Linked DNA regions of Homo sapiens: region 2 is linked to region 1. The links are chromatin loops, found by intact Hi-C in ENCODE. Cell type or tissue: Caco-2. All regions are shown on one strand. Links, peaks and the distances in the headings refer to the core of each region. The heading gives the core; the rest is flanking DNA. Region 1 overlaps MACROD2 (mono-ADP ribosylhydrolase 2). Region 2 overlaps MACROD2 (mono-ADP ribosylhydrolase 2).

Region 1 (5,383 bases), core at 217-5,216:
ATTTTTATCATATACTTACTTAAAAAATAGAAACTTTTAATAAATTATTCCTTCTTTTTTTTTCTAATACTTTTATGGTCTCTTCTTACTTTTGCCAAAACTTAGTAGTGCAATCTATTCTTGGGGGCAGGACTGGAGCTATGTTTAATTTATTAATTTTCCTATGCTTTATAATTCCTTGTGAAAATAAGTTAGTTATTTGGGAGCATCTGCATGCTATAGGGCTGTGTTGCATTTAGCCTATAGCCAGGTGAAAAAAACTCCCTCCGGCTCTGTTTAGCTTTCACACAGAGCTTTGGTCAGGGACCTCAAGACAGCTGACCTTCATTTACACTAAACCTTTCCTTATTGGACTCATATTAAAAGGGCCTGCAGTTCCAACTCTGGGGTTTGGCACAAACGATTCTAATTGCTCCTTTATCCAATATTCAGAGATAGGGCTCAGCCATTAGGCCCTAGAAAAGCAATATACAAATATTAGCTTGATGGACAAGGTTAGTAATAAGATACAGCTCTCCTCTGTATGTCACACTTGAGAGATGCAAGAAAGATAGCCATTCCTATTATTGTTCTCACACATTTTATAGCTGGTACATGTTTATATTTCCTGCTTAAAGATTGCAGGGCATAGCTAAAGGAATTTAAGACTCTGGAATTCATACAGCCTGACTCTTTTATGCATTCCTTCAGAAACTAGTTAGCCCTGTTATCAAAAGGAGAAGCATTCTGCCTCTGACAGGCTACTGAGTCAAAATCAGAAAACGGATCCCAATAGTATGTTTCAATACTGCAACCCCAGCACTATCACTCATGAAGACTTTTTATTCGGCCCCCAGAAAAACACAGCTTGCATTAGACAGACTCATGTGTATAAGCCAAAAACAATAGGGGAGTTAAATCCACCACGGAGTTACTAGATCACTGGAGAAATGGAGATGGTGTCTGTAAAAGTAACTTGGTAACAATCCAGGTTACCATTACGAGGATAACATTTCACTAAATGATGGTAAAGACTTAATTCGTAACAAAGAGGAGCCACAACAGCAGAAATCAAAGATGGAAAAACAAACTACTTTCCTCTTTTTGAGCTGCATGCTCTGTTTTATTTACATAAGATATACACCATATTCAGGAGCAAGCCTTCCAGACCCCAGCTTCTTACTTTTGGCAAAGAAAAGTGCGTGTGGACATGTGTGTGTTGCAAAGGTGGCAGGGAGGGAGGATTCTCAAATGTTTCCAGTATATGTTTTCCTTGACAGATTAAATAATAATAGAAAGTTATGACATTAAAAATACATCATTCGAAATAATGTTGACGTGTCTTTTCCTATATACATTTTTTCTTTTGTGGTAGGTGGCGTAATGTTACACAACTTTTAAAAAGTGCAAGGCAGGCTGTGAATTACTTCTTTCAAATCTTTACGTCAAGGGAGCAACTTTTCAAAAGTTATTCCGAAGCCCAGGATTTCTGCTCCCCACACCTAAACCCCAAACCACTTGTGAAAATTCAGCTTTTCAAACAGAGCTTGGCTCTATTACTTCCAGCTGTCTCTATCTTGCCAAGTGTCCTGACACACACATATTCTATCGGTAAATCAACAGAGAAAGAGAAGAGAATGTTAAAAAAAAAAAAAAAAAAGTGGAACTCTAAAAAATGAATATAAAATGCCTAAACATCTCTATTTTCAAAAGGTATATATGCACATACCAAGGTAATTTTCTACAATTATCAGAGTTGTCCTTTTTCACATCTAAGTATTATACTATCACCCCCTTTTTGAGAATGTGTTTTACACACACACACATACATACACACAACACACACACGCACACACATACACACACACACATTGTATTTTTCAAGTGTGATTGAAATCGTTTACTTTATCTGACCTCATGCCATTTCTATGAACTGCTACCTAACTTGAGTCCTATAGACGAGACTTAGTGCAGTCCGTGGAGAAGCATGGTGACTCAAATCATATGCGGCCTCCACCTTCATCTCTCCAGCTGTAGAATCACTGTGTGCCGATATCTACAGTGACATTTTCAAAATTAGATACTCTATATGGGGGAAAGCATGGGCCCCAACTCACAAGGACAAAGCAAGGACTGCTTGGTATTTTATTTCTGTGGCAGGTTATTTAGGATACAAGGGGCACTAATTGGCACCCTCCCAAGCTGTGACATTTGTGATCTGCTGCCAAAGGGCAAGAGAAAGATGTGTAGCTGCCTTTTCTTCCTTGTGTGCCATCAAACAGATACCAAAGCAATCGTCTCCATTCTGACTCTGAGAACTCTGGGACAGCTTAGCTGACAGACTTAACCATTTCCCCACTCCCCCATCCCATCATTTTGAAGGGGGCAGTTTGAGTTTGTTCAAATGTGGTGTGGGCAAAATCACTTCAAGTGGAGGGGTGCTTAGGGAAGAGGGAGAGATATCTACTTTGGCTTGTAATTGTGTATTAGCTTGGTGCAAAATGAATGGCAAAAGCCGCAATTACTTTTGCACCAACCTAATACGTAGACTTCTGAACTCCCATCTCCTCTGGGCCTTATGCCTGCCAGACAAGCATTTTCCCCCAGGCTGTTAAGAGGTATTGACAATGGCACATTTTAAACTCTAGGGGGAGCTCCTGGCACCCACTTACCAGGAGGTCACTATGGTAAAGGTGGAGCTCAGTATGCTAAGTAAATGGGGTTAGAAGTGAAACTTCTCTGATAATGGTGATGCTCTTGACTTTTCAGGTTCTTCCTTGTTGCTTTCTCTGAACTTCTGCATGGTATGTGCTTTTATAACCCTATTGATTTAGCCTTTTCTCCTTTACAACCGGTCACATAAGTTAGGGCCGGCGCAGCCTGCTGTTTGGGAGGGTTCCCATCCTGTCAACCATGAAAAGCGCAAGGTAACCAGAGAATAGGGCTGGAATGGGATGCTTATCCAAACTCTGCCCTAGTCGGAGGGACATAGATCTTGTCCTCTTTTCCATGTCTTCCTGCTTGCTTCCTCCTCTGCTTTTCTTCCATTGGAGTGGAAAAATCAAGAAAGCCTAGAAAAGAGCTGGCCTAAATTCCAGCCCCTAATTCTCAGATAGCAAAAGAATGCTGAGGGTTACAAGGTCTTACCAGTTTTCCAGTATGAATACGGGATAGGGATTTATAGTCAGTCCCAGAAAGAGGATGTCTTGTTTGTGGGTTCCTGTGTTTATATCCCAACAACCCAGTGCACTGGTAAGTGTTGAGAAATGATTCAAGGATGTGGAATCATCTTGAAGTCACTGTAGACACCTGACCAACAGCAGTCATAGGCCACTGAGGGAAAGAATGCTGGTGTCCTATCACTGCAGAAGCTCCAAGTGGCAGCCTACTATGAGTTTAGACTGACTTACGGAGATAATAAACACTTTTATGACTGAGCCAACCAGATGTTGGAATGGTGGAATCCAGTAACAGATTAACCTAACTGAATCTAATTGCTGCACATTCAGACTGAGTGATTGATGCTCCACTGATCTTGCATATAGCCAAAATATTCATCTACTGCACGACAGCTGATTCTGCCCATACTTGTTGACATGGCACGTTTGACTTTAGTCACATGTCCATATATTTTTCTTCTTTCTCTCTGATAATAGAAATCATGTGCTTCTCATCTTTGTATCATCCACGATGTCATGAATAAGTGACCAAAAATTATTTATTGAATAAAAGACATAGCAATTTATGTGCACAAATAAAGAGAGTGCTAATCTGTTTTGGACATGTCTAACTATGCAGATGGCAATTACCTCTAGAAGGTTCACTTTAGGTGTAAGAGATAGAAGTCCAAAAGTTTAGGATTTGAAGAGTGTGTAGGGCCTAGAGGAGAAATTAGAAATTTGTACTTGTTTTACTTTTGTCTTTTCTAATGTATTATCTTTTAGATCTTTCCTACTTGAATGAATTCCTCGCCCAACATTATACAAAATGAGATAATGCAATTATCAGGCCAATTAACAATAATGCAATAATTATAGCAGTAATATTAGTTGTAGCTTTAGTGTTACAACAGTAAGACTTCTGTGCATTTTTCTATGCATTTTACTCATATTAACATATTTAATTCCCATAACAACCAACCCTGTGGAAGACAGCATTTGTATGTACTGTTATACTTATTTTATGAATGAGAAAACTAGGGCAGAAAGGGAGTAGATGAATTACTCAAGGCAACTATGTAAAAAAAAAAAGAGCTAGGAAACCACAAAAGTCAAAGTCAATAAAATAGACTTGTGGCATTCACACTTTTAGCACTTATGAGTTTACATCTTGATTATTAATCTGAAAATCCATGATGTAGTAAGGTATAATTTTGCAGATGCCCAAATGTTAATAGTGTCCACTGCAAGGCTGACATAGAAATAAGTCACCCAGCTAGTTAGTGAACCTAGTCATCCACACAGCAGCCACTTCTTAGAACACTTTCTTTATTCTCTTTTCGATCTTTTCTATATTACTGACTGTGGCAAAGTAAACTTTTCTGTTCTCCTGTGAAATAAAAAAAATACACTAAACAAAATACAAAAGCTTAGTGTGAAAGATGAAAAGAATTAACTTGTAATGTGAATATATGCATTGAAAGCACATGACTCTCATTGGAAATAGAAACCAAGAAAAGCCAGAACTAGCACTAACATTTCTAAACTCATATTTGGAATTTATTAAAGCTTATGAGAATTATCCTTTGTGACTATAAAGGGCCTACTGAACAACAGTCTCATAAAGAAAAGGCCTTTTTTGATAAATAATCATGGAGTATGTGATCAACACTAGCAGGTGAGTGCTTGTTTCTGACATCAGTGTCTAGGAATCAGAACAATGGGTTGCTTATCAAATGCTGTGAGCAAGGTTCTGGGCCAAGTATAAAATGTAGGTAAGCAGAGCCAGACCTCCCATGGCCACGCAATAAGTCTGACTCCAACTATCTCATTAGCTTCATGGGGCTGCCATCTCCACCATTACAACCCTGGTTTATTTAGGCTCTGTTTCTGGAAGGCTCTTACTAAAATGCAAAGTAATTAGGAAAAGATAAAAAGCAACCGAGAACCAAGTAAGCCATTCCCATAACCATTTATGAAATTATCTTTTCATTAGTGCTTCAACAGAAAAGGAAATTTATAGAGATCGAGATGGGACCCATCATTATGGAGCATGGGCCACATGGGGGTGAGCACATATCCAGGAATAATCTCGAGTGGAGGTGCCTGGAAGAAGCCTCAGGACCACTGGAGTTGAAAGATGACAAGACATAATGGGAGGATGATTGGATTGAAAGCGGAGTCACTGATACACCACTTTCCAGGTGCCACCTCTTTGCATCATATTGACCCTGTTAAGTTTAATA
Region 2 (5,383 bases), core at 139-5,138, 210 kb after region 1:
TTAACCACCATTAACCAGCTGAAGATGGGCAGTAAGAGTTCTGCAGGCTGAGGATGCAAACAGCAGAGAAAATGCCTGCTAGGACAGACTGAAAGAGAGTCAGGCACAAGGTAAGACCACTCTAGGGCTTGAAAGCCATGCTGGTAGTCTTCATCCTAAGAAAAATGTTCTTGGAATTTTGGATTGGGCTTCTAGCATCTCCTCTCCACTCCTAGGGAACTCTCCTGCCTTCTACCTTCCAAGCAGAAGGAATGGAAGTTCCACAACTTGACATTACTAATGGTGAATTCCATAGCCTGTAACATTGTATTCCAAGGAAAGGGGAGGCAGAGATGGGATGGGGATTAGAAGAGTGTAGGTTCTAGGGTGGGGAACTGGAGGAAAAATGTCATGGCCTCTCACAAGGATAAATACTTGGGCTTTACACAGGCCTGAACCAGTCTGTATTCACCTCTTTGGTACCTTCTAATAGCCTGAGAGACAGGGCCACTATCTCTTACCATGAGTCACTCCCCCATTAGATTTCTTTCCTGCTTCACCCTGCGGCAGAACACAAAACAGCTTCATTGATTTTACCCCATGTTTCCAGTGTCCTAAGCAAACATAGCATTTCCTGGGGTTTCCTAAGGATGGCTACTGCTAGAGACAAGATAATACACTGGGATAGAAAAGGTCAAGGTCAGTTTGTCCAGCATGGCAACTCGATTGGACACTGGACTTCACTCCTGGAAAGAAAGCTGGGTGGAGATTATGGCAGGCCTAGGGTAGGAAGTGAGATGGGAGCTGGAGAAGTGGCCATGGCAGCCCTGGGGCTGGAGAGCCTGGTAGGAAAATAAGGGAACCCCATCTTCCCACTTACCTAGTTGCTTTTAGCAGCTCTAACACTGTGGCCCCTTTGAGATGGGCACTGCCTCACTTGAGATAGAACGTGTGAAGTGGAAGGAGTTGGTAGTGTGAAGAGGAGGCAAAGAACACGAAGTGGAAACAGCAGGAAAGCAAAGGCACCGACCAATCTGCAGGCCCCAGCTCCTCTGCTAGCCAGGCTCTGCCTTCCCAGGAATTGTTGCCCTGCCATAGCTTGCAGCCAGCTTGCTTTAACTTCTTGGCATTTCTGTCTCTTGTTGCTTGTCTCCTTCACCACCTTCCCATGCTCACCACAATTCCTATTTTTTACCTCTTCCTAGGCTGGACAGGTAGTTGGGAGTGAGGCCTGTAGGGAGAAGAACTGCACTGGGATACTTCCTATACAACACACAGACACACACACACACACACACACACACACACACACACGCACACTCTTAGGTCCCAGTACTGCCACTGCCTTTAACATGTGCAGAGGTATCTTTAAAAAGTCTTTCAAGTCAAGTATTTTTACATTTCCTGGATCACTCGATGCATATCACTGTTTTATCCTGGCCACGAGGCACATTTTCATTGTTTTATGAAGGATGGAAAAAGCTGTTGAGACCTCCTTTCCTTCTATAAACAACATGGGAAAACAGCAACTGTGCACTTCTATCTTTTTCACTAAGGATGAGAAGATAAAATATTTGCAAAGTTGAAAAAAAATTGAAAGGCCATAATTTAGGATGCTAACCTTTCCCTACGGCAGCGCCAGCAGATCTTTCCGGCTTGCTAAGGGATTCAGAACTTGCGGAAGCTTGGAGCCCCTGAGCTGCCGGTGATCACTTTCACAGGTTCCTGTAATTATATGCAAGGGCTGGCGTTCGCAAGTTTGGTTGAATGCCTGGCTTTTCAAACTGGGGTGTTGGCAGTGTGCCAGAGGCACCATAAACCACGGGATGTGCACCTTCCTGAGGGTTCATGTACAAGATTTATTGGGGGAGGGCCATAAAATTACTTAACTAGTGAGTAATGTTAAGCATTTTGTTTTAAGAATGAGGTTGCAAAACGCCTCTGCTTTAGAATACAATGTTTTATTTCAACAAGAACAAAAATCCTCCCTTGCACAGGCTGCCTATGCCTTGGTACCCTGAGGATACAGATGCATCACCTTTAACTATAAAGGATCTTTCATGATAAAGAGGAAGAAACAATGATATGATGCATAGAAGGATGGGTGTGCAGGTATTTTCTATATTCAGTCAGTCTTCAGAAGTCACTGATGATGAACCCAATGGCTGAAGGTGGGGTAGTCCATATAAACAGGATTTGGCTAGAAGCAGCAGTTTGGGTAGAAGAAGACACAGAGGAGAGAATGGGGACCTAGAGAAAGTATTGCCATCATGACATTTATTGACACAAATCTTTGGCACTCTACTCAGTTCTGGAAAAGCCTCAATTCAAATCCTTTCTTTTCTTCTAATAGCAGAAGGTGTATATTAATGCTGTTCCCATCTAACATATGAGGAAGCTTGGAACTACAGTTCAAAGAAGAGGTCAGCAAGTGGACCATCCTGGGGTTCATGATTGTCTGATTCCCAGACCTCTCCCCTTGCTATTTCACCCTATTGGCTGGACAACACATTGGTCTTGGTTCTGATATGAACTAGTTGGATGTTGCTAGCCAAGTCACTCAGCAACTCTGGGTCTCATTTTTCCCAGCCAGGAAAATAAGGATCTAGGACAAGTATGATTTCCAAAATGCCTTTCAGTTCTAAGAGCCTATGATCTTAGAAATGAAAAACTGTGCAAGCTTTCCGGGTATTTTGGGCCAACGAAACGCAAGCATTGGACTTTTTCCCTCTGTAAGCTAAGTGGCAACTGTTATCTACTCCCCTGGGTCCCCTGGGTTGGAAGGAAGCATTTAAAATCTATGTACAGAAACATGATTTGGTTTTGTCCGTAAGAATCTGCTGTCTTACAACACATAACTTCACATTTCAGACCACAAATAACTATAATTACTCTCTCTCTCTCTCTTATGGAAAGCTTGTATTTATTTACAGTCAAAACAAAATGTTTCCTTTTTATTCTTAGGACTTAGTTAGATTTTAGGGAGCTTGGAAGTGCTTAAGCAAGTTGACTATTTTTTAAACAATTGGCTACAGTGGTTATGTATAAAGTGTGGTATGATAATGTTACAAACAGACTTCATTTCCAGACAGCTGAACTCACAGGCTATACCACAGGACTCAGAGGTGGCTGAGATGAGACACCTGGATTTCATAAAAGCAGCAAATTCAAGCAAACAGAAAGCAAGGTGGCTCTCATGATAAGGGACCACTGACTGGTATCATCCAGAACAAAAGTAAAGCCTTCTTCAAATAGTGAAGTATTTGTTCAATAGTATAGACAGAGTTCTAGAATCTAAGCGATAGCAGTGAACAAAATAATCAAAGTCCCTGCCCTAAAAGAACTCAGAATCTAGTGGCAGGGCAATAATGACAGCAGTAGTTATAAGAATAATGTTACTATTAAAAATAATTGTTAAATGTTTGTGTTTATATATGACACTATGATAAGCATTTTAATGCATTATCCAATTAATCTTTGCAACAACCCCATGATATAGGCATTATTACCTATATGAACCTCATTATTAACCTCATTTTACATTATTAACCTCATACTAAAAAACCTCAATAATTATACCATTATTAACCTCATTTTAGAATTGAGGTTATTAAGGCCTAGGAAGATTAAGCAATTTGCATGAGGCCACACAGCTAATAAGAGACTCAGAATTTGAACCTAGATCTATCGGAGCCTGAAATCCATGCCCAAAGCCACTTTGATACATGCTCTCCTTCCACGATGTTCTTTGGTACTCTAAGAGAACTCTGAGGCGATGTGTACAGACTGACTACACACAGAGATACAGACCATGTTTCAAGAAACCTACATCACTGCATAGGCCAGCAGGACACCAGAGCCATCAAGCAAAAGTAGCTTTGGAGAGGCCTGAGAGAAACTAGAGGACCAAAGAATGGAAACAGCAAGGAAGACTAAAAATTAACTACAGAACACCACTGTTTTACATTTATAGTGCGTATATTTAGCGATGTAATTATGCTTAAATGAGCTGCATCTAAACATCGTTCACAACAGCCAAAAAGTAGAAACAGTGCACATATCCTGAATGAACAGACAAAATGTGGAACATTGATACAAAGGAACACTAATAAAAAGAGATTAATTACAGATGCTATGACATGGACGAACTTTGAATATATTTTGCTACATGAAGGAAAGTAGTCACAAAAGATCACATAGTTTATGATTCCATTTACATGAAATACCCAAAACAGGCAAATCTATAGAGATCAAGTGTAGATTAGCAGTTGCCCAAGGTTGAGAGAGAGGGGACGGAGTGACAGCTAATGTGGGATTTCTTTTGGGCATGATGAACATAGATTATGATGGTTGTTGTGCAACTCTGTGAATTACAGTTTAATAAAACCGCTTTAAAAATTAACCACATCTAAAAGATTAGGCTCTATTTTTATTAACTGACTCTCCTGTTATCGTCTTAAAATCTGAATGAAATCATTCCTTAGAGTAAGTAAAAAAATAGAAACCAGGGTGTCATAGACTCAGTAATTATTGAATCCAGAGTATGATCTCTAGAGTGGACAGAACAGGCCAGTAGCCTCCTTACATTGGAGAGCTGCTTATGTATTTTTTAGCCATGAAACAGATATTTATTAAGATTTACTCTGCATCCTGCTCTGAGCTAGGTGCTGGAATATAACAGTGACAGAACTTAGAGCCCAGTTTCATAAGCTAAGTCACAATTACCAGAATGGAAATCTCAAGTAAAGGGAAAGTGCATTTTACCAAAAACGCAATTGCTTAAGAAGATCTAGGAACATTTTGGTAAAACTGGATTCATTTAAAACATTTAGAAATGAAGTCAGGTCAATAAAGTACAAAGTGAGGCAATTTCATGTCGATTTTGTTAATTTCAGTTCAATTTGCAGTCACTTGTAGGAAACTCTCCCTGTTGTTCACGGCTGAAATGGGAAACAGGTATGAACTATTATCTTCAGCTCTAAAGATTCTAAGGAGATTTCCTTTGACTACCCAGGAGATTTAGATTCATATTCATATGATCATTTTCTCTCTCTTTCTCTGTAATATTTCCACTCAACTATGATCAGACTCTGCCCTAAACTCACATTTCCCCAGAGTTCCTAGGTACACAGGATGTAAATCCATATCTGCTCAGGACTCCTGGTATGTTTATGGATGACTGTGGCCCCACAGCCTTAGAGTGTTGCAGAAACAAATTGCGATTGATGCCTCCAAGGATTTCTATGGAAATGGGCCAGAATTAGAATGTAATAAATAATGCAATTATGTATTCATTCTCAATGTATTGATTTTAGTTTCCACTGATGTATCTGAAAATTTTGCAAGGAGTTTTGGTACCAAAAAATGTAAACAATTGAGGTGAGGTCTAAATATCTAAATATAG

The links. A loop is a pair of places that touch in the nucleus more often than their neighbours do. Peaks named below come from ENCODE experiments on the same cell type or tissue, not always from the same donor. Only the 100,000 strongest peaks of a DNase experiment are listed, where the experiment ranks them.
Region 2: it touches region 1 in a loop (8-fold over the local background); 1 of 110 quality-filtered maps calls a loop at or near these places.

Annotation. Positions count from the first base shown.
Region 1 is chr20:15,651,573-15,656,955 of GRCh38, reverse strand. All of the region lies in intron 8 of MACROD2 (mono-ADP ribosylhydrolase 2), which reads right to left. Among named protein-coding and RNA genes, the nearest start is that of MACROD2-AS1, 720 kb to the right of the region's middle. In Caco-2, for the core only: a CTCF peak has its summit at 2,621 (motif pointing right); a DNase peak (open chromatin) is centred at 2,605.
Region 2 is chr20:15,442,962-15,448,344 of GRCh38, reverse strand. All of the region lies in intron 7 of MACROD2 (mono-ADP ribosylhydrolase 2), which reads right to left. Among named protein-coding and RNA genes, the nearest start is that of MACROD2-AS1, 520 kb to the right of the region's middle. In Caco-2, for the core only: no CTCF peak of the experiment used is centred there; a DNase peak (open chromatin) is centred at 3,134.